Linked DNA regions of Homo sapiens: region 1 is linked to region 2. A link is an interaction called in ENCODE POLR2A ChIA-PET data of the cell type or tissue named here. Cell type or tissue: HCT116. All regions are shown on one strand. Links, peaks and the distances in the headings refer to the core of each region. The heading gives the core; the rest is flanking DNA. Region 1 has its middle 62 kb from the start of NKILA. Region 2 has its middle 120 kb from the start of NKILA.

Region 1 (15,614 bases), core at 4,138-12,137, 56 kb after region 2:
TGTCAGGCCAGAAACCAGGAGATGATTTTTCCATCCTACAGGCAACCAAAATTTCTAGAGGAAGTGGTCTTGGCGTGGGCAGGAATCAGCCGTTTGCCTTTGGAATGTGAAGGTCTCTTCATGAGAGTATGGGTTCAAGCGTCCTTTTCAACTGAGTTATGCCAAAGTGCTGGTTTTATTTCTTACTATTCGGTCTTCCTATCACCACAAAAGTTTGGGGATTTTTTTTCCTTCCCATTACAGATCAAATAAAGCCCTGACTTGGGTTTTGTGGCTGATCTCGAGTGCTTTGCCATTTTCTTCACCTGAGTTTCTTGTGCTTACATCAGCTGCAAAAGCACTGGAAAGATGGGGCTGCTGTTGTCCCTCTTGGTGTACGACACTTACGAGTAACAAATCTGCAGGTGAGCTCTGCAGGCACCCCCAGGGGAGAGGCCATACGTGGCTTCGAGAATGGACCCAGAACTCAAGAACACGGTCACGAGTTTGCACTTTGCATGTTCCAAGGCCCCTTTGCCCCCATAACCTCAGCTGGTCCCACGGAGGGAGGAGAGAGACAGATCACACATGGGGAGACTGGAGCTTAAATGGGCAAATGTTAAGCATTTACAAGGTACTTACTGTGTGTCAGGCACAGGGACTCTCCACTCATCCCTTCGTTCCCTCATTTATTCATTCACTCATCTATTTACCAAGCATTCATAAAGCACCAATCACCTGCCAGGGCTGCCCGGGAGGTGCTGAGGAATGCAGTGGGATGTGGTAGACAGAACAGACAAAAGCCCTGCCCCATGGACTTTCCAGTCTCCAAAGGTAAATAAACAAGATGTGATTCCTGCCCTGGAGCTGACAGTCTGGGGAAATGCTACCTGCACAGGTGAAAAATCTCAGCCTCAAACCCTCACCTGAGGTAGGGTGGGGAAAACAAACAGGGACCCCAAGTTTTGTACATGATGTTAGGAAAACCATCTCCCTATATAAAGAATACAATGGTGTACCTGCTTAAACTGCATACAGGTGGACTCCAGGTGAACTGAGTACCTAAATGTTTAAGGAAATCTACATGTTAGCATGGGAACACATGTAGGATGATCTCTTTGGGATTTGAGGGTAGGGGCCATTTATTAAGCAAGTTAAACTCAAGTGAGAGTTTACCCAAGTTGCCTCCAGCCCTTTCTAGCTGAGCAGACACCCCCACCTCTTCATTTCTCTAAACGACAATCAGATCTATGGTTTTTTTTTGCACAAAGACACTCCAGCTTGAGTGCACTCAATAACAAATTCCGTTCTCCTTTATCTGGAGGTGTTCTGGCTGGTGTAGACAGCTCCCCCAGACATACTCCTATCTATTGGGCTCAGGGTGCGGAGGCAATCTGAAAGGGGCCAGCACAGTGTCAGGCACAGAACAACACCCCAATATCCAACTGATAACAAAGCAGCAGAAATGCTAGAAGCAAGATCGACTGATAAAACTCAAAAGCACTGCTCTACACTTTCTAGTATTGAACTAGAAAATAAAACTTTAGGAAAGATATCTTTCTATGAAATTGGGCCCTTATCTCGCAACATAGACAAAAATCAACTCAAAATTGCTAAAATATCTAAATATAAGACTGAAACCATAAAGCTACTAGAAGAAAGCATAGAGGAAAGCTTCACAGCATTGTTCTGGGCAATAATTTCTTGAACAGGACTTCAAAAGCACAGGCAACAAAACCAGAAATAGACAAATGGGATTACAACAAACTAAAAAATTTCTGCAAAGCAAAGGACACAACAGAGTGAAGAGATAATGTGCAGATTAAAAGAAAAATGGCCAAGCCATACATCTGATAAGGGTTTAAATATCTTATTTTGATAAGATATTCAAAATATCTAAGGAACTCAAACAATTCAATAGCAAGAAAACAAATAACTTGATTTTTGTTTTGTTTTGTTTTTTGAAATGGAGTCTCACTCTATTGCCCAGGATGGAGTGCAATGGCATGACCTCGGCTCACCGCAACCTGCGCCTCCTGGGTTCAAGTGATTCTCCTGCCTCAGCCCCCTGAGTACCTGGGATTACAGGCATGTACCACCACACTCAACTCATTTTTGTATTTTTAGTGGAGACGGGGTTTCACCGTGTTGGTCAGAGATAGAATGGCCAACTGATACAGGAAAAAATGCTCAACATGTCATATCATCAGGGAAATGCAAATTAAAACCACAATGAGATACCATCTCACACCTGTTAGAATGGCTAGTGTCAAAAAGACAAATGGGAACAAGTGCTAGTGAGGATGCAAAGAGAACACTTGTACAATGTTGGTGGAAATGTAAATTTGTACAGCCATTTTGTAAAGAAGCATGGAGGTTCCTCAAAAAGCTAAAAATAGAATTACTACATGATCCAGCAATCCCACCTCTGTGTATATATCCAGAAGAATTGAAATAGTATATACACTGAAGAGAAATCTACACTCTCATGTTCATTTCAGCATTATTTGCAATAGCTAAGAAGTGGAAGCAAGCTAAGTGTCCATCAATGCATGAATGGATAAAGAAAATGTGGTATATATATATATATATATATATATATATATATATGCAATGAAATACTCATCAGCCTTTAAAAAGAAGGAAATTGGCCAGGCGCGGTGACTCACGCCTGTAATCCCAGCACTTTGGGAGGCCGAGGCAGGTGGATCACCTGAGGTCAGGAGTTCGAGACCAGCCTGCCCAACATGGTGAAGCCCTGTCTCTAGGAAAAATACAAAAATTAGCCAGCCATGGTGGTGCATGCCTGTAATCCCAGCTACTAGCGGGGCTAAGGCAAGAGGATCACTTGAACCTGGGAGGTGGAGGTAGCAGTGAGCCAAGATTGTGCCACTGCACTCCAGCCTGCTGGGCAACAGAGCAAGACCTGGTCTAAAAAAAAAAAAAAAAAGGAAATTTTGTCATTTGCAACAACATGGATGGAACTGGAGGAATATGCTAAGTGAAATAAGCCAGGCACAGAAAGACAAATACTGTAATGATCTCACTTATATGTGAAATCTAAAAAAAGTGGATCTCAAAGAAACAGAACGATTGGGATTCACAGGGAGGAATGGAAAGTGTTGATTAAAGAGCCCAAAGTTTCAGTTAGACTCAGGGAGTAAGTTTTAGCGATCTATTGCACTGGATGGTGATCAGAGTTAATACCTATGTGCTGTATATTTCAAAATTGATGAAAGGATAGATTTTTAAATGTTCTCGCTACAAAAAAGATAAGTTGGTGAGATGATGAATATATTGATTAGCTTGACTGAATCTTTCTACGGTGTATACATAGATCAAAACATTGCTTTGTACCCCACAAATAGACACAATTATTATTTAATTAAAAATAATCTTAGAAACATTTTTAAAAGGAAGATAACTTTCGCAAGAGCAATCAAAACTAGAACATTCCTGAGAGTTTATTTCACCAAGAGCACAAAAGAGCTCTATGTAGAAAAAAAATTTAATTTGAATAAAAGATGACTTGAATAAACAGATGTATCTTGCTCTGATTCATATGTTGAACCTATAAATTCAGTACAACTTTAATCAAACTGATCAAGTTTGATTTTGATGAAACTAACATTCATTTAGATGGAGGAATAATAATCCATGAAGAAGAGCTAAACCCACTTTGCAAAAGGAGAGTAAAAAGGAGTCTTCCCCAGGGCCAGGACTAGGGTACCCCAAGTGCCTCTTGCCTCATAACACCCACTACAAAGACACAGTCATAAAAACCATGCAGTACTAATACAAGGACAGACACATAGACCAAAGCAGCCCGGCAGAGAAAGTCCCATGTACCGACAGGGACTCAAGATGTGGTGATGCAGGGGCCGGAAATCTATGGGGTCATTTTATAGATGTTGGAATAATGGACTTGAGAGCTAAAGAAAAATAGGCATTGACCTGCCTAATACAACACATAAAGTGGACTCCATAGAAATCAAAGACCTTACTTAAAAGGAAAAACCAAATGTTAGCGTGCAAGAAAATGGGGATAATAGCTTTGTGACCTAGACATTGCGAATGGTTTATGAAACAAAATTTCAAGAGCACAAACCATAAAGCCAAAACCTGATTCATTTAATTACATCAAAACTGAGAATTTCTGCTTCATCAGCTGACAAAAGATACCTTCGACAAAATTAACAGAACAATGATAACTTGAGAAAAGATATTTATAATATCTAAAATCAACAGGGGAGTAATATGTGGATTTTATCAAGAACCTGGCACATAAACAAAAAAAAGAGAGGAACCCCAATGGGAAAATGGATGAAAGATACGAACAGGCAAATTTACAGACAAGGAAACCTAAAGAGCTGATAAACATATGAAAGTTGTTAAATTCATTAGTAGTCAGAGATATGCAAATGAAACAATAACTGACAAGAATTTAAAAGGCAGTTATTGCCAGGGATTGGGAGGGCATGTAAGGATGTAGGAGTTCTTGGGCTCTGCCCAGGGAGTTGTAGGATCTAGTAGATTTTCTGGCATTCTAGCAGCTCTGACTTCTGGGCCTCTATGCCCAATAAACCATACTCACTTCCAGAGGTAGATGTGTCTGAGAATGTGCATCACATATCTGCATGTGGTGTGGGTCCTGGAGACCCCCCGGCCAGCCATCTCTGGGAGATGAACCCCCTAGACTGCTGAGATGCAATGGACCCAATGTACACACAGCAACATGGATGTGCTTTAAGATGTGATGTTGAGTGAGAAAAGAGAAGAAACAATGAGATCTATGTCACATCTGTCGGTCCCATAAAGTAAAATACATGCACAGACAAAACAACAATATGTCTTTTGCAGGAACACCTAACAACAAAAAGAGTCGCATCAAATGTTGAATACTGCTGGAAGGCGCCAGTTAGGAGCATGAACTAACTGGAATAAATACACAGAAGAGAGTAAAATCTGGGGTTAGCGATTGTCATTTCTCCTGTTCAGGGCTGGTCTGGAAGCTACCACTTGTCTGGCTCAGGGGCAGGCTTCGCTGAGGAAGGTCTCGCCTTTGGTGAGGGGGGCCCAGGGGCCTCATTCTTTCCACATCAGCTATGGGGGAGGAAGCTGGCATGATGTCTTCTTCCCGCCCTGGCACAGCCTACCCACCTGCTGACAGCAAGTCTTAAAGCATCACCCCTCTGTCCCAACCCAGGCCCTGGGTGTGCCTGGGTCATGCATGAAATCACTGGGACCAGCAGGGCTTGGGGTGCAGCAGCTCCTGAGCCCCCTCCTCAGACCAGAGTCCTCACCTCCCAGCCTGGCCACCCAGACACCCGTCTCAGGACCCATCACCAGCCCCAGGACTGAGATCTCTTGCTTTTCCTTTGGCATGTCTTTTCTTTTCCTCTCAAGCAAGCAAGAACTGAGTCACGGTGCATCCCAGCTTGTTGCACCATCTTCTACTTCATCCTCATCAGAGCTTGTTCCACAAAGCACCCATTCTGTACTCTAAAACTTTCACACCACAGGCTCAGAGGTTCTTGCTTGACAATACCCTCTTTACTGATTAAAACACTGAGGCTCAGTGGGTAGAGGGACTGTCCTGGGTCATGCAGCTATGAAGAAGGGAGGCTAGACCCCACTAGGCCTGCCTTCTGGGCCTTCACGATCGGCACCTGCAAGGCCAATGGTCCCCAAGACATCTGGAGCAGCCAGGGCACTGGGAACAGGCTCTGCTGTCTCCTGCCAGAGGCTAAGGTGACCTCTAAGGTGACCAACTATCCCAGTTTGCTGGGGATTGAGGGAGCTCCCAGGATGCAGGACATTCACTGTTGATAGTGGGACAGTCGATCCCAACTGGGATGAAACTGGGATGAGTCCGTCACCCTGGTGGCCTCTCGCAAGCCAAGCTCAAGCCTCCTGCCCTCTCTCCGTCTCCCAGCCAACAGGTCAGGGCTAAGGGACAAGGAATCTTCTAGGTCCCCCATCCCACACACCACAACTGACCTTCAGGCCATCCCATCACACCTGACCCCCACCGCAATGAGCTGTGCTTCCTGCGGTACCAGATGCAGGTCCCACACCGCCCTGGGGATTGTGGCTGCTGGAAAATGAGCCTCCCACAGGGCCCCCTTTCCACACTTGATCTTAGCCGAAAGGCTGAGAAGCGACAGGGCGCCCTAGTCCCCCTAACCATGGTGGACAGGGCACTGGGGATCTGAGCACACAGAGGGTGCCCCCCACCCCCAAGATGATGGGGAAGGAAAGCCTCCAGGGGCCCCAGAGGGCTACATCCCTGAGATGATGGGGAAGGAAAGCATCCAGGGGCCTGAAATTCCGGAGAAATTAATCCACTTATCCCGTGACCAATCGGCCCAGTTTGCCTTGGATTGAGGGGGTCCCAGGGTTGTGGGACTTTCAATACTAAAAACCAGGTCTGCCCCAGGCCCTTCTCACCCTTTTAAGCCCCAGCTCCAGGAGCTCCAGGGACTCCAGCAGGACTCACTGATTTGATTCAGGTACAGTTTGAGGAGCAGTGGGGAGCTTCCAGTAAAGAATTCTAGAAAATATATCAGTATCTTTGCAGTTCAGGTTGGCTCACAAGGAATATTTTTGGTTCTGGAAACTTAGGAAAAGATAAAACTTTGAGTTTGGTTCTATCTAGTTCAAGACTCTGACAACCTCACCGCCTCCTTCATAGAGTCAGAAAACTCACAGATCAGCCAGATGGTAACCTCACTCTCGGCAGGGGTTGCAAACTGCAGCCCAAGGGCCACGTGCAGCCCACAGCCCGTTTCTGTGCACTCCATGAGCTAAAACTAGTGTTTACATAGCTAAATGGTTGGGGGGAAAATCTAATGTCATGTGACATTTGAAAATTACATGAAGATTATTTGAAACTCAAACAGCGGAGTCAATAAATGAAGTTTTATGGGAACACGGCCATCCTTCGTTATTTGCATGTTGCCTGTGGCGGCTTCTGTCTGGCCCGCAAAGCCTAGAGTATTTTCCATCTGGGCTTTGACAGGAACATGTTTTCTGACCTCCTGCTCTTGACTTTCACCTTGCCAGCTTCTCTGTTGACATGACAGGGAGGGAAGAAAGCAAATAACATTAACTGAGCATCTACTATATCCCAAGATTTTTCATAAGCTCTGTCTCATTTAATCCTGGAACAGCCCCAGGAACCAGGCACTATTCTTGTTCTCATCTTACAGAACTGTTGTCCAGGCTGATGGTCAGTGGCACAAGCACAGCTCACTGCAGCCTAAAACTCCTGAGCTCAAGTGATCCTCCTGCCTCAGCCTCCTGAATAGCTGGGACTACAAGTGCACGCAACCATGCTCAGCTAAGCTAATTTTGCTTATTTTTGTAGAGATGGCGTCTTGCTATGTTGCCCAAGCTGATCTTGAACTCCTAGGCTCATGTGATCCTCCCAGCTTGGACTCCCAAAGCGCTGGGATTACAGGTGTGAGCCACCGCATCTGGCCCCTTTAAGTTTCTTGCACTGGAAGGAATTAATCTTGCAGACAAGACGCTGTCTGAACCCTGTAGCCTCCGGAAGAGCCACCCAACCCCCAAACTCCCAGCCAAGGAAAAGGTCCTCAGCCTGCTCTTGCCTGGGGTGGATGACTCATTTTTGAATCACAAAAACAAGCAGAGGGTAAGACGTCTGTCTGGGCTGAGCAGCTCTCATTTTGGGGTGGGGAGGGGCTGTGAGCAGGATGATGGCTCTTAGTGACATCAAGGAGCTATCAAGTGACATCAAGCAAGGATCCCAGCCTGGCCGCTTCGTCAGTACCACATCCTCCGGCACCCAGTGAGTGATCGCCCTGTGACAAAGGGCAGCTTCCCTTCTAGTAGCAGACACAGGCAAGATTCCACTCCAGTGCATTTCTCCACCCCGCAGCACCTGGGGCCTCCCCAAGCCTCCGATGCTCAGGGGCTCCCCTGGGCACTGCAGCAGCCTTCACCAGTCCTTCTCTGCCCCTCGCGCGCTCCCATCCGTTCTCCCCAGCATGCAGCTAACCTCCAAATGCTGCCTGGATACTGCTGCTCCCAGCGTAGCTCTACAGCCCACCGTTGTTCCTGGTTTGAGAACAAGTTCATTGCCCTGTTCTGCAAGACCCTGCTCATAGGGTTACCAAATAGAAAACAAGATGCCATTAAATTAGAATTTCAGATAAACAACGAGTTATTATTATCAGTAGTAGTAGTTTTTGTTTTGTTTTGTTTTTTTGAGGAAGGGTCTCACTCTTATGGCCCAGGCTGGAGTGCGGTGGTGCAATCTCGGCTCATTGCAGCCTCTGCCTCCCGGGCTCAAGCAATTCTTGTGCCTCAGCTTCCCGAGTAGCTGGGACTACAGGTGCACACCACCACGCATGGCTAATTTTTGTATTTTTAGTAGAGACAGGGTTTCACCATGTTGGCCAGGCTGGTCTCGAACTCCTGACCTCAGGTGATCCACCAGCTTTGGTCTCCCAAAGTGCTGGGATTACAGGTGTGAGCCACCACGCCCAGCCCAGTAGTAGTAGTATTTTTGAGACAGGGTCTCACTTTGTCACCAAGGCTTGGAGTGCAGCGGTGTGATCACGGGTTACTGCAGCCCGAACTCCTGGGCTCATGTGATCCTCACCTCAGCCTCCTGAGTAGCTAAGACTACAGGCATGTGCCACTCTGCCCAGCTAATTTTTAATTTTTTTTTTTAGAGATGGGGGCTCTTGCTATATTGCTAGGCTGGTCTTGAACTCCTGGGCTCAAGAGATTCTCCAACCTCATCCTCCCAAAGTGCTGGGATTCAAGGTGTGAGCCAGCATGCTGTGCTCAACAATGAATACTTTTCTAGTGTGAGTATGTATAAGTATGTCCCATACAGCACTTGAGACACACTTATACTAAAAAAGTATTTGACTTTTTCCTGAAATTCAAGTTTAACTGGGCATCCTGTATTTACATTTACTGAGTCTAGCAACCCTACCGCCCGCTCCCTAACTTCCTATCCTCCCCACATGCCCTCCTCCGAGCTCCAGCCCTCCAAGGCCTTCCTGCAGTTCTGGAACTTACCATGTCCCTTACCCCAACAGGGCCTGTGCACAGGCTCTTGCTGCTTCCTCTTGTCCTTTCCCTCCCACCCGGCCAGGCAAATTCTACTCAGCCATCAGACCTCAGCGTGACCCACTAGCCTCCACGACCCAATCAATGCCTATCTCGGACACTCACAGGACACCCCCGCCCATTCCACTGATCACAGTTGTGGTTTTACACCCAGGCACGTGCCCAGCGCTGTGAGCAGAAGTCCATGCTACAAGGGCGGGCTGTGTCTGCCTTGTTTGCTGCTGTGTCCAGCACCCAGGGCAGGGACCACCACACTGTAGACTCCCAGGAAGCAAATGTCCCATAAACAAATGAGCCAGCTCCCGGCCCAGGACTGCAGAGCCCAGTGGAAGCCCTGCCCAGCTCCAGAACCAGATTCCATAGGCTCCGAGACCTTGCGACACCCCCACGAAGCATTCCAGGTCCCTTTTTTTTTTTTTTTTGAGACAGAGTCTTGCTCTGTCACCCAGGCTGGAGTGCAGTGGCACGATTTCAGCTCACTGCAACCTCCGCCTCCCGGGTTCAAGCAATTCTCCTGCCTCAGCCTCCCGAATACCTGGGACTACAGACATCCACCACCACGCCCAGCTAATTTTTTTTTTTTTTTTGTATTTTTAGTAGAGATGGGGTTTCACCATGTTGGCCAGGCTTGTCTCAAACTTGTGCCTCAGCCTACCAAGGCGCTGGCATTACAAGTGTGAGCCACCATGCCCGGCCTCCAGATCCCTTCTTGTTTGCTGTGGGCAATAGCTTAGGAGCAGAGCCTATGTAGCAAAGCCGGTTTGGGGAAATAAAGTTTGCAAATCCTGAATAACAACCCATGGCTCTGTATCACTGTTTACAGTTTTATTTTTCGGACAGGAAAGAAACTTAGAGTTAACCATTTGGATGAACTGATAAGGCTTGGAAAATCTGTCCAGCAGTTAGTTTTGGGGGTGTCCTTCCATGAGCAGCAGAGAGATGCTTGGAAAATAACAAGGAGACCAAGCTTGGATCCAGCACCTTACAAATACGTGCATTTGCTCATCGATGCAGACACTATCCTCTGATGTAGAGACCTACGGATGGGGAAACTGAGGCTGACACAAGCTCAGCTGCCCAAGGTCATGCAGCGAGTAAGTAATGAAACCAGGCTGGAACCCAGTGCTAGAAAAGTTGTCGTCTTTTCCACTCTGTCTTTCTGAGAACCAATTCAGAAACAAAAGAACACTCCAAGTACCCCCGGATCCAAACACCTGAAAGCCTGGAGAGTGGAGAGAGCAGGGGAGGAGGCCACTGCTCAAAGCAAGGGCTTTTCTTTGTGGCTTTTGGCCTGAGGCTAAGGGTGGCTGACAAAGTGCAGGCACCAGGCCACAGGGACTCCAGGGGGATTCCGGCCACATAATCGGAAACCTCAGCTTAGGGAAGATAAAGATGTGAACTGAGACAGGAAATGTCGTCCTAGCAACAGGATTTGAAGTTCAAATTCCACCAAGCTAACTGCCTGCTAAAACACAAGAAACAGCACTCATCAGAGAAAAAGCCCAGAATGGTCACAATTTAGCATTCCTTCTGTCCAGGTGTATTCATCTGCTATTGCTGATGTAATGAATTTCCACAAACCTCACGGCTTAAAAACACACATTGATCATCTCACACTAATGTAGGTCTGAAGGGCTGTGTTTCTTCTGGAGGATCTAGGGGAATCCATTTCCTTTCCTTTCCTAGCATCTAGAGGCTGCCTGCATTTCTTGGTTTGTGGTTCCTTCCTCACAGTGCTTTTACCTCTCCTTCCATTGTCACATCTCCTTCTCTGCCTCTGACCCTACTGTTTCCTTATTATAGCGGACCCTGTGACTATAATGGGCCCACCAGGATCATTCAGGGTAATCTCCAAATCCCAATCACATACAGAAAGTCTGTGTTGCTATGGAAGATCACATATTCACAGGTGCTGTAGATTAGGATGTGGACATCTGCATTAGTCTGCTCTCACACAGCTATAAAAAACTGCCCTTGCCGGGCGTGGTGGCTCATGCCTGTAATCCCAGCACTTTGGGGAGCTGCAGTGGGCGGATTATCTGAGGTTGGGAGTTTGAGACCAGCCTGACCAAAATAGAGAAACCCCATCTCTACTAAAAATACAAAATTAGCTGGGCGTGGTGGCGGGTGCCTGTAATCCCAGATACTCAAGAGGCTGAGGCAGGAGGATCGCTTGAACCCAGGAGGCAGAGGTTGCAGTGAACCGAGATCACGCCACTGCAGTCCAGCCTGGGCAACAAGAGCAAAACTCCATCTCAAAAACAAACAAACAAACAAACAAACAAACAAAGACTGCCCAAGACTGGGTAATTTTTAAAGGAGAGATTTAATTGACTCACAGTTCCACATTGCTGGGGAAGCCTCAGGAAACTTAGAATCATTACAGAAGCCAAAGGAGAAGCAGGCACCTTCTTCACAGGGCAGCAGGATGGAGTGAGAGTGAGCAGGGGAAATGCCAGATGCTTATAAAACCATCAGATCTCATGAGAACTCACTCACTCTCATGAGAATAGCATGGGGGAAACTGCCCCCATGATTCAACCACCTCCCACTGGGTCCCTCCCTTGACACAAGGGGATTATGGGGATTACAATGCAAGGTGAGATTTGGGTGAGGACACAGCCAAACCATATCAACATCTTTGCAGGGGGGAATCTGCGGGAGATATTATTCTTTTCACCACACCAGAATATAATCCAAAAATTACTTGACATTAAAAAAAATGAAATGAAAAAAATTCTCAAGAGAAAGTAAAGTCGACTGAGACAAACCCCAATATAAACTAGATATGTTAAAACTGGAATACCAAGATTTTTATACCAACTATTAAAACTTCTAATAAAGTTTAAATATATGTATGTGTGTGTGTATATATATGTATATTTAATGAAAACATAGGAAATCTCTACAGAGAATTAGAAACAAAAAAAGGACCTGATAGAATTCTAGAACTGAAAAATGTAATATCTGAGATGAGAAATTCACTGGGTGGACCTTTAAGAGCCAAATGGAGAAGGAAGGCTGAAGAAAGACTAAATGAACTTGAAGCAGATTAATAGAAATTATTCCATGCAAAACACAAGGACAATAGTGATTTAAGAAAAAAATGAACAGAGCCTCAGGAATGCATTTAAATAGGCAAGTGTCTGACACACATGTAAATGGAGTCTTAGAGCAGAGGAGAGAAAGAATGGGACAGAATAATATTTGGAGAAATAATGGCCAAAATTTTTCCAAATTTGGTGAAAGAGAGAAATGTACCGATGCAAGAAGCTCAATTAACACCAAGCAAAATAAACACAAAGAATCCCAGACCAAGATACATCCTAGTCACACTGTTGAAGCCAAATTAAACAATGCAACTTGAAAGCCACAAGAGAAAAATAACACATTGCATATAGGAAAACAACCATTCCATTAATGGCTGACTTTGTATCAGAAATTATGGAGGCCAGAAGGTGTGGAAAAACATCTTTAAAGTGATGAAAGAAAAAAAAACAAAACTGTCAACCAAGAATTATACATCCAGGGAAAATATCCTTCAAGAATGAAGGCAAAACAAATATATCTTAGATAAAAGAAAGCTGTGGGCTTTGTTGCCAGCAGATCTGCACTACAAGAAATGCTAAAGGAAGTTCTTCAGCCTGAAGGGAAATGACACCAGATGGAAACTCAGATCCTCAGAAAATAGGATCTGGGTGCCTGCAAAAGACAATTATCTTCTTTTTTCTTTATTCCTCTTAATTTCTTTAAAAACCATAGAACCATTTAAAGAAAAAAACTATAACCTTGCCTTGTGGGGTTTATAATATGTGTGTGTGTGTGTGTGTATACACACACAAATATATATATGTGTGTGTATACACACACAAATATATATATGTGTGTGTACATGTTACATACAACAACTAAGATAAAGGATGCAGAAATATGAACTGACACAATTGCAAGGTTTCCACATTTTAAGTGAAGTTGTACAACATTAACTGTAAGTAAAACATTAAAAGTTAAGGACATCTATTCTAATCTCTATAGCAACCATTTTAAAAATGCAGACAAGTTTAGCTAAAAAATCAATAGGAAAATTTAAATGGAACTCTTTATTATTATTTTTTTTAGAAGAGTCTCACACTGTTTTCCAGGCTGGGGTGCAGTGGCATGATTACGACTCACTGCAGCCTCGACTTTCAGGGCTCAGGCAATCCTCCCACCTCAGCTTCCCAAGTAGCTGTGACTACAGGTGTGTGCCACCAAATCTGGCTAATTTTTTTAAAAAAATTTTAGTAGAAATATAGTTTTATCATGTTGTCCAGGCTGGTCTCAAACTCCTAGGCTCAAGCGATCTTCTCACCTCAGCCTCCCAAAGTTTCTGGAATTACAAGTGTAAGCCTGGCCTTAAAACGGAATTCTAAAAAATATTCAGATATTCTGTTTGTGTTTTGGAACAGAACAGAAAAATAATTAAATGGTGGACCCAAATCCAATCATATCAGTAATTACATTAAACATTAATGAAGTAAACACTGAAATTAAAAGATAGAGTCCATACAAAATTATAGGAAAAAAGAATGACCAAACTATATGCTGTCCTCAAGAGAAACAATAAACCATCGATAGACTGAAAGTAAATGGATAGGAAAAACAACATGCAAACAGTAAACATAAGAATGTGGCTATATTAACATTAGATAAACTTCAAGACAAAAAGTATTACCAGAGATAAAGATGGACACTTCTTTATGTTCATAAAGATGGACAGAAGAAATATACTTTTCTACATTTTTTTATATGGTTGCTATAGAGATTAGAATAGATGTCCTTAACTTTTAATGTTTTACTTACAGTTAATATTGTACAAATTCATGTAAAATGATAGAAGGGCCAATTAATCAGAAAGACATAACAATCATAAATGTATGTGTACCTAATAACAGTGCCTCAAATTACATGAAGCAAAAAGTACCAAAATCAAAGGGAGAAATAAATAATACTACAATCATAGATGGAGATTATTAATACTCCTCTCTGGGCATTGATAGAACAACAAGGCCAAAAAAAAATTATTGAACACATAAAAAGTGTGAGCATCACTAAAAATCGTCTTCACTTAATTGATATTTGTAGAACACTATACCCAACAATGGCAGAAGACATTCTTTTTAAATGTCTTTTTAAAGGCACATTTTTTTATTTTTATTTTTTTTTGAGACAGAGTCTCGCACTGTCTCCCAGGCTGGAGTGCAGTGGCGTGATCTCGGCTCACTGCAAACTCTGCCTCCCAAGTTCATGTCATTCTCCTGCCTCAGCCTCCCAAGTAGCTGGGACTATAGGCACCCGACACCACGCCTGGCTAATTTTTTGTATTTTTAGTAGAGGTGGGTTTTCACCGTGTTAGCCAGGATGGTCTGGATTTCCCAACCTCGTGATCCGCCCAGCTTGGCCTCCCAAAGTGCTGGGATTACAGGCCTGAGCCACCGTGCCCGGCCTTTAAAGGCACATTTTTAATGGTATATTTACAATTACAAATCATATGCTGAGCTATAAAACAAGTCTCAATACATTTTAAAAGACTGAAATCATAGATAGTATGTTCCCTGACAAAAAACAAAAGGAATTAAATTAGAAATCAATAACAAGATGATTTTAAAATCCCCCATAATTGTAAAATTAACAGCAGGCAATGAAGAAACTTCAGAGGAAATTAGTAATTATTTTCAACTGAATGAACATTAAATATAACATATCAAAATTTGTCCAATGTAGCTAAAGCAATGATTGAAGGGAAATTAATAACTTTAAATAATAATTATTATTATTTTCTTTTTTCCTAACTGCTAGAACCTGTGAAAACTTTAATTACATAAAAAAAGACGAAAAACCTAAATCATTTATATGAGCTAAGAAATTAGAAAAAGAAGAGCAGATTAAAGCCAAAGTAAGTATGAGGGGGGAAGTTATGAAGATAAGGGCAGAAATCAATGGAATAGAAAAATGAAAAATAATAGAGAAAATCAATAAATCAAAAGCTAGTGCTGTAGAAAGAGTAATAAAATTGATAAGCCTGATCTAGTAAAAAGGAAAGCAGGGACATCATTACATATCCCACAAACTTTAAATGGATTATAAGCAAGTACTGTGAACAATTTTATGCCCTTTTATTCAACAATATAGATGTAATGGACAAATTCCTTTTAAAATATAACTTGCCAAAACTGACACCAGAGGAAACAGAAAATCTGAATAGCCTACATCTTTTAAATAAATGGAATGCGTCCACGAAAGTTTCCCACAAAGAAAACGCCAGGCCAGGGTGTAGCCTACCATAGGAATGTTAGTGAGGGATCCTGGCTGGAGCTGGTTTTCTTGCCAGTTGACTCCAGGATCTGAAGGTTTCAGGAGAAGTATGGCAGACAAAAATGAAACTGTCCTAAGTGCAGTTTTCCACTCAACACAGAGCAGCACTCATAAGTATGGCCCTTGCAAATAAAGAGCCAATAACTGCTTTCATTTCTTGTGCCCTTACTGTG
Region 2 (15,614 bases), core at 2,451-10,450:
GCCTCCAGAAGTGTGAAGAATCAATGTTTGCTGTGGAGCACACAGCTGTGGGCTTTGGTTCCGGCAGCCTTAGGAAACTAATGCCATTTCAGAAAAAGCACAACAATTTGCTGGGCACTCACAGAGGCAGGTGCCAATCCTCACGACAGCACTTTGAGATGGAGAAGTGGCTGCGAGCCCATTTTACAGATGGGGAAACTGAGCCCCCAACAACCCCAAGCGACTTTCCCGACTTCAGGCTCAGGAAGGCAATGGAACTGGGGGTAGGAGAAAAGCTCGGAGGGGGCTCAGAGGGGCGGACAGACTCCACTGGGTGGGGCTGAAGTGGTGGAACTCTGTCCTGAAGACCTCACAAGCTGCAGAAGGGCACACGGAAGGAGCAACAATGGCATGTGTGCGATTTGGTGGGTCCCTTCTCCCACCAAGGGCTGCTTCTCCCACCGAGGGCTCCTTCTCCCCACGAGGGCTCCTTCTCCCCATGAGGGCCCCTTTTCCCAGCAAGGGCTCCTTCTCCCAGTGAGGTTCCCTTCTCCCAGCGAGGGCTCCTTCTCCCAGTGAGGGTCCCTTCTCCCAGCAAGGGCTCCTTCTCCCCATGAGGGCCCCTTCTCCCCGTGAGGGCTCCTTCTCCCAGTGAGGGCTCCTTCTCCCAGTGAGGGTCCCTTCTCCCAGCGAGGGCTCCTTCTCCCCACGAGGGCTCCTTCTCCCCGTGAGGGCCCCTTTTCCCAGCAAGGGTTCCTTCTCCCAGTGAGGGTCCCTTCTCCCAGCGAGGGCTCCTTCTCCCAGTGAGGGCTCCTTCTCCCCACAAGGGCTCCTTCTCCCCGTGAGGGCCCCTTCTCCCAGCGAGGGCTCCTTCTCCCAGCGAGGGCCCCTTCTCCCAGTGAGGGTCCATTCTCCCACCGAGGGCTCCTTCTCCCACCGAGGGCTCCTTCTACCCGTGAGGGCTCCTTCTCCCCACGAGGGCTCCTTCTCCCAGCGAGGGCCCCTTCTCCCAGTGAGGGTCCATTCTCCCACCGAGGGCTCCTTCTACCCGTGAGGGCTCCTTCTCCCCACGAGGGCTCCTTCTCCCCATGAGGGCCCCTTTTCCCAGCAAGGGCTCCTTCTCCCAGCGAGGGCCCCTTCTCCCAGCGAGGACTCCTTCTCCCAGCGAGGGCTCCTTCTCCCAGTGAGGGTCCATTCTCCCACCGAGGGCTTCTTCCCCCCACGAGGGCTCCTTCTCCCCGTGAGGACCCCTTTTCCCAGCGAGGGCCCCTTCTCCCAGCGAGGGCTCCTTCCTGACAGGCTCCCTCCTCTCTGTAGGCTGGTGGGAGAGGGGAGACACCCTAGCTTCTCCCTCAACAGCTGGGGCCCAGCGCCCTCCTCAGGGACCCCCAACCTGAAGGGAGAAGCTCAGGGCTGGTACCTGCAGGGACCCCTGAAGACCACATGGATAGGTAGAGAGGCAAGCAGGAGGGCACCGCCCAGAAACAGGCCTCCTTAGGAACAGAAGGACAGGCCTCCTTAGGAAGCTCGGGGACACCCAGTCCCCAGCCACCTGCAAAGGACCTCCCAAATTGCCTGCAAAGGCCCTGCCAGTCACAATAGCCCCTGCTGGGCACAGAGCTGCTCCAAGGGACATGCACGCTGGGGAGTGGATTCATCCCAAGACCTACTCTGAACAGGATGTCCCAGCCCTCCTCACCAATAGGAGTCACAGGGGGGCACTGGGGACCTGCAGCCAGAGACCCCGCACATCCAGCTGAATCTTCCAAATCCTCTACAGCCCCACATCCAACCCCACTGACCGCCTGCTTGGAGATTGTGCCATAGTCCTTGGCACTGTTATTTACCTCATATTCTCAGTTCAATCACCACTCCCCTCTCTCTTTAACTTAAATATACCCCTTTCAAGGAGACTCTGTTGACTGGACTTGAAATGCCAGGGGTGTATTTTTTTCCTGTTTCATATTAAAACAAATGATAACAGGCCTGGCTCAGTGGCTCATGCCTGTAATCTCAGCACTTTGGGAGGCCAAAGTGAGTGGACCACTTGAGGTCAGGAGTTTGAGACCAGCCTGGCCTACATGGTGAAACCCTGTCTCTACTAAAAGTACAAAAAATTAGCCGGGTGTGGTGGCATGCACCTGTAATCCCAGCTACTCGGGAGGCTGAGGTAGAAGAATCACTTGAACCTGGGAGGCGGAGGTTGCAGTGAGCCAAGACCAGCCACTGCACTCCAGCCTGAGCGACCTGGTGACAGAGCGAGACTCTAGCTCACAAAAAAAAAAAAAAAAAAAAAAGAGATAGAAAGAAAAAAAAAGATAACAACACAGAAATGATTTGTTCTTTCATCACTTGAAGGCACCCCCATTCACCATCTTTTGGGAGCTGCAGACACACAGCACCCCAAAATGTATTACAGGTGTGGAAACTGAGGCCAGCGAAGCCAAGGGCTTGACCTTCATCACAGAACACCCAGCGGTAGAGCCAGCGTCCCTGGGCTCACCCCAGCCTCCTTCCTGCTTCACCACCTGGTGGCCTTTCCCTTGCCTCCCACAGTGAGTGAGGCCAGGAGCAGCTTGAGCACGGCTGAGCCCCGCGCTCCCTCTACCATCACCACTGCACATAGTAGGTGCTGTGTCAGAGTTTATTAATTCCAATGGCTGAATAGACTGAGAGTTATGCAAGGACAGGGACTGGTCTGTCCTGTTCCCAGCTGTCTCCCAGGGAAGACTGCCTAAAATACTGCCTGGCACACAGTAGGTGCTTTGCCAGTGGTCAATTGCTCAATCCCATCGAGGGTGAGCTGTGTGGGAATGGGGCTGGCCTACTTCTTTTGCTCCTGTCTCCACGGTGCCCAGACACTGCCTGGCACATTGTCATTGCCCTAGAAAGATTCATTGAACAATGCAATGAATGATTGAAGAGGGAAAGTCGTCTAAATGGCCATTTGACATAGTTTGGACTAAAAATCTGCTTGTCTGAATCCATCTGGCCATTAAGCAAAATTCAATCCAACCCACACAGGCAGAGCAACCATAGAGGGGCAGGAATTGCTATAAATAGTTCCCTGTGCTGACATCTCGTCCAGAGGCCAATCGTCAAGCTAAAATTAAGTGGCACTGTTGTCCCAGAGCCTTTTCAGGTCTCCCACAGGGAATTAGCCCCTGGGCAGGACTGGGGCCATCTTGCACCCCCAGGGGTGCCAGCCTTCTCCCCTGAATCAGGTTGAGAATCTTTGGGGCCGAGGGGAACCCTGGGGCTCCCACCGTCTCACCGGCTGAGAAAACCCCAGTGTATACAGGAGGTGAAAATTCATGCTCTGAGGAACTCCCACACCAAAGGCCCCTGTGCCGGGCTGTCCAGGTGACCCACAAAAGTGACATGGATCCAAGGAGCCCACTGCAAGGCCAGCTGCTCCTCAGCTGGGCTGGGGTGGTGGGAGCCGGCCATCCGCCCTCCCTAGGGAGTACACAGCTTAGTCAGTGCAGCCCAGACTGCCATGGCTTCTGGGTTCAGAGCTCCTCATCATTGATCTCCTTCTGGGCTCTTGCAGCATCTGTCCAGACTTCAAAATCCCCATCCTTCTTTGACAGTTGTGGAAACTGAGGCCTAGGATGGTTTAAGAATTCAGTGCCTTCGACGAGCTTTCACCCGATACAGATCTCGCCCTCACTGCCGTCTTACAGGTTAGGTTAGATTCACAGGCGAGAAAACCAGCTGAGAAAGGTTGGGGAAGCTGCCCAGGGTCACACAGCTTGGGTTCAAACCCACAGTTGCCTGGTACCAAAACCCACACTCAGAATAGGGCATCCCTCCCTCTTCCAGCCCAGTGTGATTTTGAACCACACTCGCTTGTCTGGAGTGAGCACCTACTGTGTGCAGGCACAGGGTTTTGTGCCCTCCACAACTCTCATGCCATCTTTCCTGCAGCCATTTAAGGCATCTGTCCCTTCCTGTTATGGGTTGAACTGTGTCCCTCAAACATGTTTACATCTGAACCCCCAGTGCCTCATAAGGAACCCTACGTGGAAATAGGGTGTCTGTCAGGGTTTCCAGGTGAGAGTCGCATTTAAGTTGGTGGGCAGGGTCACACAGATGGCACTCCCCAGGGTGGGTGGGCCTCATCCTGCCCAGCGAGGGTCTGAATGGAACAGAAGGCAGAGAGGAAGGAGGAATCCGCCCTCTCTGCCTGACCACTGGGGCAAGATGTTGTTTTCTGCCCTCAATGCTCCTGGTCCTCTGGCCCTCGGACCGCGGCTGGAATCGACACCATCAGCTCTTCAGCTCTCAGGCCTTCCAACTGCGCCACCAACTTCCCTGGGTCTCCAGCGTGCAGATGGCCGGTTGTGAGACTTCACCTCCATCGTCATGTGAGCCAGACAAGTAAATACACAAATCCCATTCTGTTTCTCTGCAGAACCCTGACTAAGACAGAGGCCCTTGAGCTCAGTTAGTCAGAAGCCGAATGCAATCCCAGCGCTGCTCCTCACTAGCAGGGTCTATGGGGCAGCAGGTGTGAGCCAGGCCCTCCCCTGGCCCCACCTGTACCAGGCCCCAGCCATGTGCAGTTGGCTGTGGCTGGGATCCCGAGTCTGCGGGTCAGCTGGGTGGTTCTTCTCATTGCAGCAGGGCCAGTCCGCAACTACAGCCAGCGGAGTGACAGGTAGCAGGGGTGCACTGCAGTGCCTTTGGATGGGAGGGCCTCTGCCCCCTACTCTCTTCCCTTAACAAGCACTCATTGAGCCATCAGCCTGATACAGCAGGTGCACAATAAGTGCTTGTTAAAGGAAGAGGGGAGGGAGCAGAGACCTGCATCTGTATCAGACACAGACAGGGTTCTTCAGAGAAACAGAACTGACAGGATGTGTACACAAAAGAGATTCATCCGAAAGGGCTGGTTCACATGATTGTGGAGGCTTCATCCTGAGAGCTGCTGTTGGTAAGCCAGAGACCCAGGAGAGCCGAGAGGGTGGTTCCTGTCAAAGGCTGGCAGGCTCACAACCCAGGAAGAGCCACCGTTTCAGTTTGAGTCTCCAGGCAGGCAAAAGCTGGTGACAGTGGGAGGAATTTGCTCTTATTTGGGAAAGGGTCAACATTTTTGCTCCATTCAACTTTCAGGTCATTGGACGAAGCCTACCCACATTAGGGAAGGTAGCCGGCTCTACACGGTCTATTCAAATGTTAGACTTACCCAGAAACGCTCTCACAGAAACATCCAGAACGCTTAACCAAATACCTGGGTATCCTGTGGCCCAGTCAAGTTGACACATAACATTAAGCATCACACTTACTGTGTGCAGAACGTTGGCCTGGGTGGAGGAGGGACGGGATGGGGGTACTGGATCCATGGCTGTGAGACCCTGAGTGCAGGAGGCTCAACAGCCTCATCTGACACTGGCCCCAGCATCCAGCCCAGAGCCTGACACTGGCAGCCTCTCAGTAACTATTTCTTACATGAAATTCTTAAAGATTTAAAAGAATATGCCCCAAAATAGTAACAGTATTTAGGTACTGGAATTATAAGCAACTTATATAAGCAATATATAAGCAATTTATTCTACTTTTGGCTTATATGTACCTCTTGACTTTTTACAAGGAATATATATTACTTGTCTAGCTTAAAATGTAATTTTAAAAAATTTTTTCAAGTAAGGAAAACCTCATGTAAATTGTGAATCTACAGTCTGAAGGCTTGGGAGCCGGGGCCACACTGGAGAGGAATTTGTGAAAATAGCAGCTGCGGACCTGCCCTGCCCTGCCCTGCCCTGCCCTGCCCCTCAGGACCACTTTCACCAGGAACCTGCAAGGACTGCCTCCTCCGGAAGCCCAGAGCTGCACCCACCCCTTCTCTTCTCTGGATCTCAGTTCTCTCCTGCTGAACTGACGGAGCAGAGGTCCTGCCTGGATGCTGCGCCTTCATCTTTCAGGCAGTTCCCATGCCTGGGGCTGTCCAGCGGCCCCTGTGCTGCCCTACAGGAGCACTGTCAGTTTCCTTTGGGTTGGGGGTTTCTCAGGACGTAGCCATGAATCTGAGTAACATAACCCTGCCCACTACCCAGCCCAAACAGGGGCTATAGAGGGGCCTCAGCCCCCAGCACTGTCCCTGGTGGGTGGCGGGCACTTGGCGACTCTGTTGAACCGTGGGCAACTGAGAGGGAACTGACATGTCACCCGTTCTCACCGTCATTTTCACACCAATCCCATGTCATTGCACCCCAGCTCTGGGAGTTGACATTAACATCCCCACTGTCCAGACAAGGAGGCCAAAGCCGACAAGGTTAAAAACTTGCTCAAGCTCCGAATGCTTATAAGGCCAAGGCCAAGACTCAGCCCCAAGTCAAAAAGACTCCAGGCAGAGCTGGGTGGGGTGAATTTCATGAACCACCTTTATATTCCAATGCCATGCTCTTGCTTGCTTCAGAGGGGCAGGTCTGTATTCCTTGAGTAAAACCACTTCTAGGGAGAAAGTAGGAAAAGAAGGAGGGAGAGAGGAAGACACCAGTCATTCCTATTTTCTCAACAGATTGTAACTACAACCTTTCATTCTTGATTAACTCGGTCTTCACAACCCATGAAAAACAACAGAAGTTTTTTTGGTACACCCCAAAACCAACTTTTAAGTTGGTGGGAGGTATGTTGTCAGGCAAATAGGAAATTGCAAAAAAGAATGGACAGTGTGATACTTCATTGTAAAACTAACCATTTCTAGAATACCTAGGACTCGATGGTCTGTATGAAGAACTTCCTGGAAAGCATGTTACAAACTTTTAATGGCAATTAATTTGTGGGAACTAAGGAGGCAGGATGTTTTTGCTTTCTAAATGATACATTCTTTTGTCCCTGAATTTTGTATGATAAGCCCAATAAAAGCAATCAATCAATAAATGAATAAAGTTACAGCCTGGTAGAGGCCCTGCTTGGAAAAACATCCTGTTGTCTGTCTTCCTGCTGTTATAAGCCCAACCAAATCTGAGCTCAGGCAGACACTTCTTCATTGTCCACAGCGGACATCCCTGGCTGCCCACTCTCCATCCCCTTCCCCATCCCCCAGCCTGTCAGGGCCTCAAATTTCCCATGTGCATATATTTCCCAGACAAAATATAGAACATCCAGTTAAATTTGAATTTAAATAAACAACAATTAATTTAAATATATTTAGACTGAGAGCTATCTTTACATATAGCTGAACTGACGGAGCAGAGGACCTGCCTGGGTGCCTGGCAGTTCATTCTCAATATACATAAATGTAAATATTTTTATATTTTTCTTTCTTTTTTTTTTTTTTTTGAGATGGAGTCTCAGTATGTCACCCAGGCTGGAGTGCAGTGGTGCAATCTCCGCTCACTGCAACCTCTGCCTCCCGGGTTCAAGCAATTCTCCTGCCTCAGCCTCCCAAGTAGCTGGGAGTACAGGCACCCGCCACCACACCTGGCTAATTTTTTGTATTTTTAGTAGAAATGGGGTTTCACCATGTTGGCCAGGCTGGTCTCAAACTCCTGACCTCAGGTGATCTGCCCGCCTCGACCTCCCAAAGTGCTGGGATTACAGGCGTGAGCCACCACTCCTGGCCATATTTTTCATTTATAGTTGGGAAATACTAAAAACTCTCATGCTAAAAAGTTCTTCATTATTTATCAAAAATCTGAAGTTTAACCGGGGACCCTGCACTTTTATTTGCTAAACCTGGCCACCCTAGTTGAGTGAGGCCCAAGCACTCTTTGGGGATGCCCTGACCAACCCAGCTATGCAGCCCACCCGTCCTAGACACAGGCACGGCTTCCAGAGTGGACCCACGGCCCTTGTCAGCGGGACTCAGTTCTGGGACCTTGATTTGAGCTCTCTGGGGAGTGACGTTTCTCTTTTCTACCAATTTGAGATCTGGAAGCAGACAGTTGACAAGGGGCATTTGCTGACATCTTGGGGCCAAGAGAGGAGGCGATCGGAGGATGAAATCAACACAATGGAAGCAGAATGGAGAGGTGAGGGGGAGCTTTCTGGCCAGATGGCTGGAGCTGCTAAATCCAGCCTTATCTGAAACCACATACGCTTTTCACTTTCCAGTTACAGCAGGCTCCAACTCCCTTCGTTATTAAAGCCAGTTCAAGCTGAGTTTTCTGTTGCAACCAAGCTGGCCAACCTAGCTCGTGCATGGAGCAGTGAATCCCAGGCTTCCTAATGAAGATGTGTCCCGGGCATACAACCATTGAGTCCCCAGATGCTCAGCAGGCTTCTTCAGCAACAAAGCATCTACTCCAGAGGCCTCTGCGATTTGAGCTTTCTTGTTTGGGCTTGACTGACCTTGGAGGTCTGCACTTGGGAACACATACGGCCCCATTCAACCCAAGAGTTCTACCAAGATGTAGTCTTTGCTATGTCTGCGGTGATTTATCTTCTCGAGGAATTTCCTCACCTGAACATGGTTCAGGGCGTAAACTCCAGGGCAGACAGCATGAGAAACACATTATGGAGCCTGATAAAACATCAGAAGTGAGGAGCAAGAGGAAACATGCCTTATTGGTTCAGACACACAGAGCCAGGAGGCTGCTGGCCAGGGAAGGCATTCTCATTTCTGGAATTCTTTGGGAGCTGAACAATGAAACAGAAATTAGGAGGAACTCAACTGACCCAAATGAAAAGCGGACCAGAGAGGAGCCCTCGCCATGAACTGAAACTGACGTAAATCTAACCAGCGCTGCACCTCCACCTGGGCCATGAATCTAACCAGCACCGAACCTCGACCTGGCTGTTCTTGTCTTTTCTTTTTCTGGTTCCATGTCTTGGCAGGATCCCAGACAAGACTGAGAGGAGCTAGCTTCGGTGCAAGAAGAGAATCAGTCTCCTGCCTGGAGAGGCCACGCACGTTCTTTGGCATGAAAAAGATGTTTATTTCCAGGGTAGGAAGAAACAGTGGCCGCCTGAGTGGAGCTTGATTTTCTGAAGCAGGGGTCTAGGACAGGGCCCTCTGTCTTTTCCACTGCATGCTGGGGCACGCTCCTCTTTCACAAGGGGCCACCAAACCAACTGATGAAGAACATCCATGTTTTCTCATATTCTCCTATTTTAAAAATATAAATGCATCACACGCTTGTCAAATAACCAAAATATGTCAAATAGCCAAAAATAAATAAGTCAAATAACCAAAAAATGCACAAACAGTGGATATAGCCCATCCCACTACCAGTCTCGCACACCCCTATTCATGCCTGTTTTCTGCTCCTACGAACAGACCTGCAGACCTCACAAAGTGTAATCATACGGTAAGCACTACTCAAAACTTGCTGCTTTCCACCAAAAACCCACAGTGGCATCTCTCCAGATCTATTCGTGTGGCTCTAACTTATGATTTTTCGTAGCAACAAATATTCCTCAATACAGGTGGACCAACATGTTCCTTATCAATCACACTTACGTTGTTTCTCGTTTTGTTGTTTTGACCACAGACAACGCTGCAATCGCCATCTGTGTGTGCAGATGTGAGTCCAGATATTTAACAACTGTACTTGGCCCAGGTCTAACCATCAGACGGAGGCTGGCCTTCAACATCTGGGAGGCAGAACCAGCAAGCTGTAAGAGAATCCTAGTCCTCAACGGAGGAACTTGGATTAAGTGCCACGCTTTCATCCTTTTAAGATGGATTTGTACAAATGGGATTGCTGGGTTAATGTAATGGATGTGCACTTTTAATATGAATTCCCAGAAAAAAAAATATATATATATACATCGAATGAGGATACACAAGTCTTACACTGATCTCTGCGTGAAAGAACTTTGGGCTGAGTCAGCTGAATGCCTCAGCACATGTCAGGTGCCTTAGGCTGGGTATACGAATCAAGAAGAAACTTTCTTTGCAAAGACAGATGGCATATTCAATATACAGAAGACAGCAAGGCCTTTGAAGTAAAGAGTCCCACTTAGTAGCCACCCACATGCCACCAACCAGGGGGAGCCCAGGGACTGAGGAGGCCCTCAGACACGCTGTGTGACTCGACTGTACCAGCCCAGGAAGTACACTGAGGACAATCCTAAGTTTGTCATAGTTAAAGGTGCTTATGGTCTTTTGATCCTTTCCGATAAAAGGCTAAAAACTCCAGTACACAGTCATGTGCCACTTAACGCTAGGGATACGTTCTGAGAAATGCATCATTAGGTGATTCTGTTATGCGAACATCATAGAGCGTACTTACCCAAACCTAGATGCTGTGTATATTTTTCTTTATATATGGTCCTGTGCTGCTTAGTAATGTTTTGGTTAACAATGGACTGCATATATGGTGGTGGTCCCATAAGATTACAATGAAGTTGAAAAATTCCTGTCCTAGAGATGATCCCTGAGAAATTGGCTAATGAGGAGTTGTTGAAACTAGAACAAGAATGCACAGCTGAAGAAGAGGCAAAAGAAAGAAGGAAAAGAAGAGGCAGGTGCAGTGGCTTACGCCTGCAATACCAACACTTTGGGAGGCCGAGGTAGGAGGACTGCTTGAGCACAGGAGTTGAGACCAAACTGGACAGCATAGTGAGACCTTGTCTCTACAAAACAAAAAAAATTAAAAGATCACCTGGGCGTGGTGGAAACTGTATCCCTGACTACTCAGGAGGCTAAGGCGGGAGGATCACTTGAGCCTGGGAGGTCAAGGTTGCAGTGAGCCATGATTGCACCACTGTACTCCAGCCTGGGCAACAGAATAAAACACTGTTTCAAAAAAAAAAAAAAAAAAGAGAGAGAGAGAAAGAAAAAGAAGAGGATCCTCAAGAAAATTCACAGTGAAGGGTTTAGCAGCAGCTTTCACAGTCTTCAAAATTTCCTTACAAAATCTGAAAACATAGATCCCAGCGTCAAAAGGTTTTCAGTAATAGGGACGAATATTCATGACACATTACCTGCTTATGAGCAGATTTATGATGAAAAAAAGACATAAACTAAGAAAACCATCATGGACTTATTTCTGGAAAGAGTGTCACCTCCCAAGAAGAGGCTCAGGCAGGTCCTTCAGCAGGTATCCAGAAGAAGGCATTGTTTTCATAGGAGATGACAGCTCAATGGGCGTTATTGCCCCAGAAGACCTTCTAGTGAGACAGACATGGAGGTGGAAGACAGTGGTATTGACAATCCTGACCCTGTGTAAGGCCTAACCTAGTGTTTCTGTGTCTTCATTTTTAACAAAAAAGTTAACAGTAAATAAGTAAATTTTAAAATAGAAAAAAGCTTATGGAATAAGGGTATAAAGAAAGAAAATATTTGTTACAGCTCTATAATGTGTGTTTCAAGCTAAGTGTTATTAAAACGGAGTCAAAAAGTTTATAAAAATTCAAAAGTTTATAACGTAAAAAAGTTACAGTAAGCTAAGGTTAATTTATTATTGAAGAAACAAGAATGTTAAAAGTAAATTTAGGCCGGGCACTGGTGGCTCACACTTGCAATCCCAGCACTTTGGGAGGCCAAGGCAGGTGTATCACCTGAGCTCAGCAGTTCAAGACCAGCCTAGCCAACACAGCAAAACCCTGTCTCTACTAGGAATACAAAAATTAGCTGGGCATGGTGGCACCTGCCTGTAATCCTAGATACTTGGGAGGCTGAGGCAGGAGAATCACTTGAACCCAGGAGGTGGAGGTTGCAGTGAGCCAAGATTGCACCACTGCACTTTAGCCTGGGCAAAAAGAGTGAAACTCTGTCTCAAAAAAAAAAAACAAAAAAAAAGTAAATTTAGTGTAGCCTAAGTGTACGACGTTCATTCATCAAGTCTAGAGCAGTGCACCTTCATGTCCTGGGCCTTCACATTCACTCACCTCAGCCTCACTCACTGACTCACCCAGAGCAACTTCCAGTCTCCAGTCCTGCAAGCTCTGTTCATGGGAAGTGCACTATACAGGTGGACCATATTTTATCTTTTATATCTCTTCTTTTTTTTACTGTACCTTGTCTATATTGAGGTATGCCTAGATAGACAAGTACTCACCCTTGTGTTATAATGACTTATTCAGTACAGTCACGTACTGTACAGGTTCATAGCCTAGGAGCCATAGGCTACACAAAATAGCCTAGGTGTATAGTAGGCTGTACCATCTAGGGCTGCGTCAGTAACTCTATGATATTGCCACAAGGTTGGAATCACCCAAGGACACATTTCTCAGAACAGATCCCTGCCATTAAACAACATGTAACTGTTTTTTTTTTTCCACATGGAAAACCAAATGCCCAAGCACTATTACGAATATCAATCATTTCCCTTACTTGATCTGCAATGCCAGTAGCAAGTGCCATGTACCAGGTTTCTATATCCACTCTGCTATGATCTTACGGAACCACCGTCACATGCAGCTGTCATCAGCTGAAACGTTGTTACGCAGTGCAGGACTGACAGGATTTAAGAGCATACAGTAAACCCAAGAAAGGTGGGAAGCACTATCCTAGACCAGCCCTCTATGATAGAAATACAATGCTAGCCATATTTTAAATTACCTAATAATCGCCTTAAAAAAACAAAATAAGAACTAAGAAACAGGTGAAATTAATTTTAATAATATATGTAATTTAACCCAATATATTCAAAAGATTATCATTTCAACATGTAAGCAAATTATCAACATTTTCATTTCTTTTTTATATTGTCTTCAACATCCATTGTGTATTTTACACTGGCCGTACAGCTCCATTCAGACCCAGCTGTATTTCAGACCCATTTCAGCTCCATTAGGACCCAACTGTAGCCATTTGTGATAAGCGGCTGCCGGACAGGAAAGTGTGGGTTTAGAAGATTTCGGGGGTGGAGACAACCACATTCCTGCTTTCAGGGCACACAGACTAAGCAACTCTGCAGTGTGCATGAACTGCACAGGCTCTGGGCACAAGAAGAAAAAGATGCCATCCCTGCCTCCCAGATGTTCATTGTGTAGTGGGAAGATGGGCAAGTGACCCACCCAGCACCCACTTAAAAATTTCCACAGTGGGATGAAAGTTCTGCACCATCCCAAAATGTCAGTTATTGGAGAGGCTTTTTCCTACAGGGAATAAAAATTAGCCTCGCTGTACTTTTCAGCCACTGAAACTGGTTCTGCCTGTTGGAGGCCACAAGGAATAAACCTACTCCTTCCTCCCCATGGATAGTCCCTCGTATTCATTCAGCATTCATTTGCTCACCCAATTTTAATTGAGCACCTACAATGTGCCAAGCTCTGCACAAGGTGCTGGGGATACTACAGCCATGAACAAAAGAGACACAGTCCCTGCCCCCGCGAGCTCCCAGGTGAATGGGGCAAATATGCAAATAAACATGCAAATAAAGAGGGCTGGGGAGGCTTAAGGAGGGGCACCTAACCTGATCCGGGGGTCTGGAGGCTTGCCAGAGCAAACGCTTGTGATAAGACTAGGGAGAGAACTTTGGGTAGGGGGAGGCCTGTCGTGTTGGAAGGTGGTGGCAGAAGGGTGGGACCAGGCAGAGGGGACAGCAGGTGCTAAGACCCCGGGATGAAAGACGGCCTCTGGAGGACCCGTGAGTTCTTCCAGATGACAACTGTGGAACTGCAGAAGGAAGAGAGTCAGGATGAGGTGGAGGGTGTTGACAGATCTCAAGGTGGGGGCCGCGTGTAGCCTGCTAAGGAATCTGGATGTTCTTGATTGTACCCCAAGAGCACTGAGGAATGCTCGCAGTGAGTACCAAGCCTTTATAGAGCCTACCCCCAGGCTTCTCCTTCTCCAACCCCATTCTCTCCGTTGTCCTGCAAACACCAAGGTGTCTGGACCCCTGGGCTTCTGGGTGCTTTGGTTGGCACAGAGCAGCCTCCCAGCCCCAGGCTCCTCAACCAGGGTCTGGGGGAGACAATGGGCTGTGCAGATCACACAGAAGGAGGCCCCCCCATGCTGCAGCAGCTCCTTCCCAGGCTCCCCCTTCCACCCCTGCCCTCTGCAATCCATCCCTACAGACCCACTCCCTCCCACACTAGGGATCTTCTTAACAGCGAATGGCTATTCCCTTTCCCCTTCCCCTTCCCATCACCCTTGGAGTAAATTCCAAGCCCCCCTTTCCTCCAGCCTTTTGAGACGTTTCCTACACCAAGGTCTCTGAAGGCACTGTTCCCTCTGCCTCTGCCTAAGATGCTCTTCCCGACCCCTACCCTTGCAGGCTGGTCCCCAAGAGCTTTCTGACATCACCGAGCTGGCACCTCCTCGGGAGGACTTTCCTGGCCGCCCTAAACAAAGGAAGCCTTGGTGGGATGGATTGTAATCTGTCATTACTCTGTATGTGTTTGTATGTTCTTACACACACATGCACATGAACACGCATGTCCATGTACACACACATGCACATGCACATGGTCAACAGGCCATGAGCCTCTTGCCCACGCTTGCAGCCCCAGCATCTGGACCAGCACCTCGCACAGGAGAGGCATCCGGCAGATGTGTGCTGAATGAATAAATACTCAAACCTCTCAGAGTCAAATGTTCTTCATCTGTAAAACAGGAATCATGGGATCTCCCTCCTCAGGGTTTTCCAGAGAACTAACTGGGATACTTTATGTGAAGCTCCTGGAGTCACACGTGGAGAATAGCCATGGGCAGGTGACCATCAGCCTCTGACCCCATCATGACACTTGAGAGCAGATATTCTGGATCCAAACTGCCCAGAATCACATCCTGTTTCCTCCTAGTTCCTGGTTCCTGGTGACCCTGGGCAGGCTGCTCACCTGGTGGCCTCAGGCACGCTGCATTTTGTCTTCACATAGCACCAGCCTCCCAGGCCTCCCATGGGATGCAGAGAGTGAATCCAAGCAAATTGCCCTGCATGGGACTGGGGGAGGGCAGGGCTGTAGAAATCGTAGCTGCTCTGATGAAGCCTCCTTCTACCTGGTTCAGCAGCAATTCCCTGAAAAGTAGAGCTGGAGGCAAAGCTATACACTACTTCATCCAGGAGTGCAGCCCAAGGGAAGCCAGCCTGAGGGGTGAGGGACGTGAAGCAAAGAAGGAGGGAGAGCAGACAAGGGGCACATGTCCCAGCTGGCCACAGCTGGTCAAGGAAACCCAGCTGGCTGCTCAGTGAGGCAGGATGTCCTGTGAGATGCTGTGCAGAGCCACCACATCCTGGACTGGCCTGCCCAGCAAGGAGATGGAGTGACCTGTCTACTGGTTCCTTCTTGTCTCCTATCTTGCTTTGCTTGATATTCTGCCTGTAGGGTGTTGACTTCTCTCCCCACACTCTTAGGGTGTGCTGTGCTGCCCCTTGGGATGGCCCCAGGATGGCCACCAGAGCATCTAAAGTTCCCCTCCACGTAAATTCGTGCACCAGAGCAGCCGTGATCACACACGAGCGTGTGATGTGGGCTGTGCGGAAGCCCTACCCTCATCTGAGTGGAGGCTGAGGTGTGGGGCTGAGAAGACAGCAGAGGCAGCCGGCGCTTGACGACCTCAGGGACGGGGTGATCCACTGCTGGGGAAGGCAGCTGAGCAAAAGTGGGGCCATGCACAGCCTGGAAGGACATGTGGACTGGCACACATGCCCTTCTACCAGATGTCCTGTGGCTGGGTGCATGCCCCATTCCACCACCCCACCATCTTTGTGGCAGGCAAGGTGATCGAACCTTCTGCAATAACATTGCTGTAACAAATAAATAAATTAGCACTCCAAAAGCTCTTAAAGCAGTAA

The links. Peaks named below come from ENCODE experiments on the same cell type or tissue, not always from the same donor. Only the 100,000 strongest peaks of a DNase experiment are listed, where the experiment ranks them.
Region 1: POLR2A ChIA-PET joins it to region 2 with 6 read pairs; 4 of 35 experiments call an interaction of 5 or more read pairs at or near these places.

What each region holds. Positions count from the first base shown.
Region 1 is chr20:57,764,745-57,780,358 of GRCh38, reverse strand. No RefSeq gene overlaps it. Among named protein-coding and RNA genes, the nearest start is that of NKILA, 62 kb to the right of the region's middle. RefSeq lists enhancers at 7,323-7,964, 7,965-8,608. In HCT116, for the core only: no CTCF peak of the experiment used is centred there; a DNase peak (open chromatin) is centred at 7,636; H3K27me3 peaks cover 5,042 bases.
Region 2 is chr20:57,819,253-57,834,866 of GRCh38, reverse strand. No RefSeq gene overlaps it. Among named protein-coding and RNA genes, the nearest start is that of NKILA, 120 kb to the right of the region's middle. In HCT116, for the core only: no CTCF peak of the experiment used is centred there; no DNase peak of the experiment used is centred there; H3K27me3 peaks cover 2,287 bases.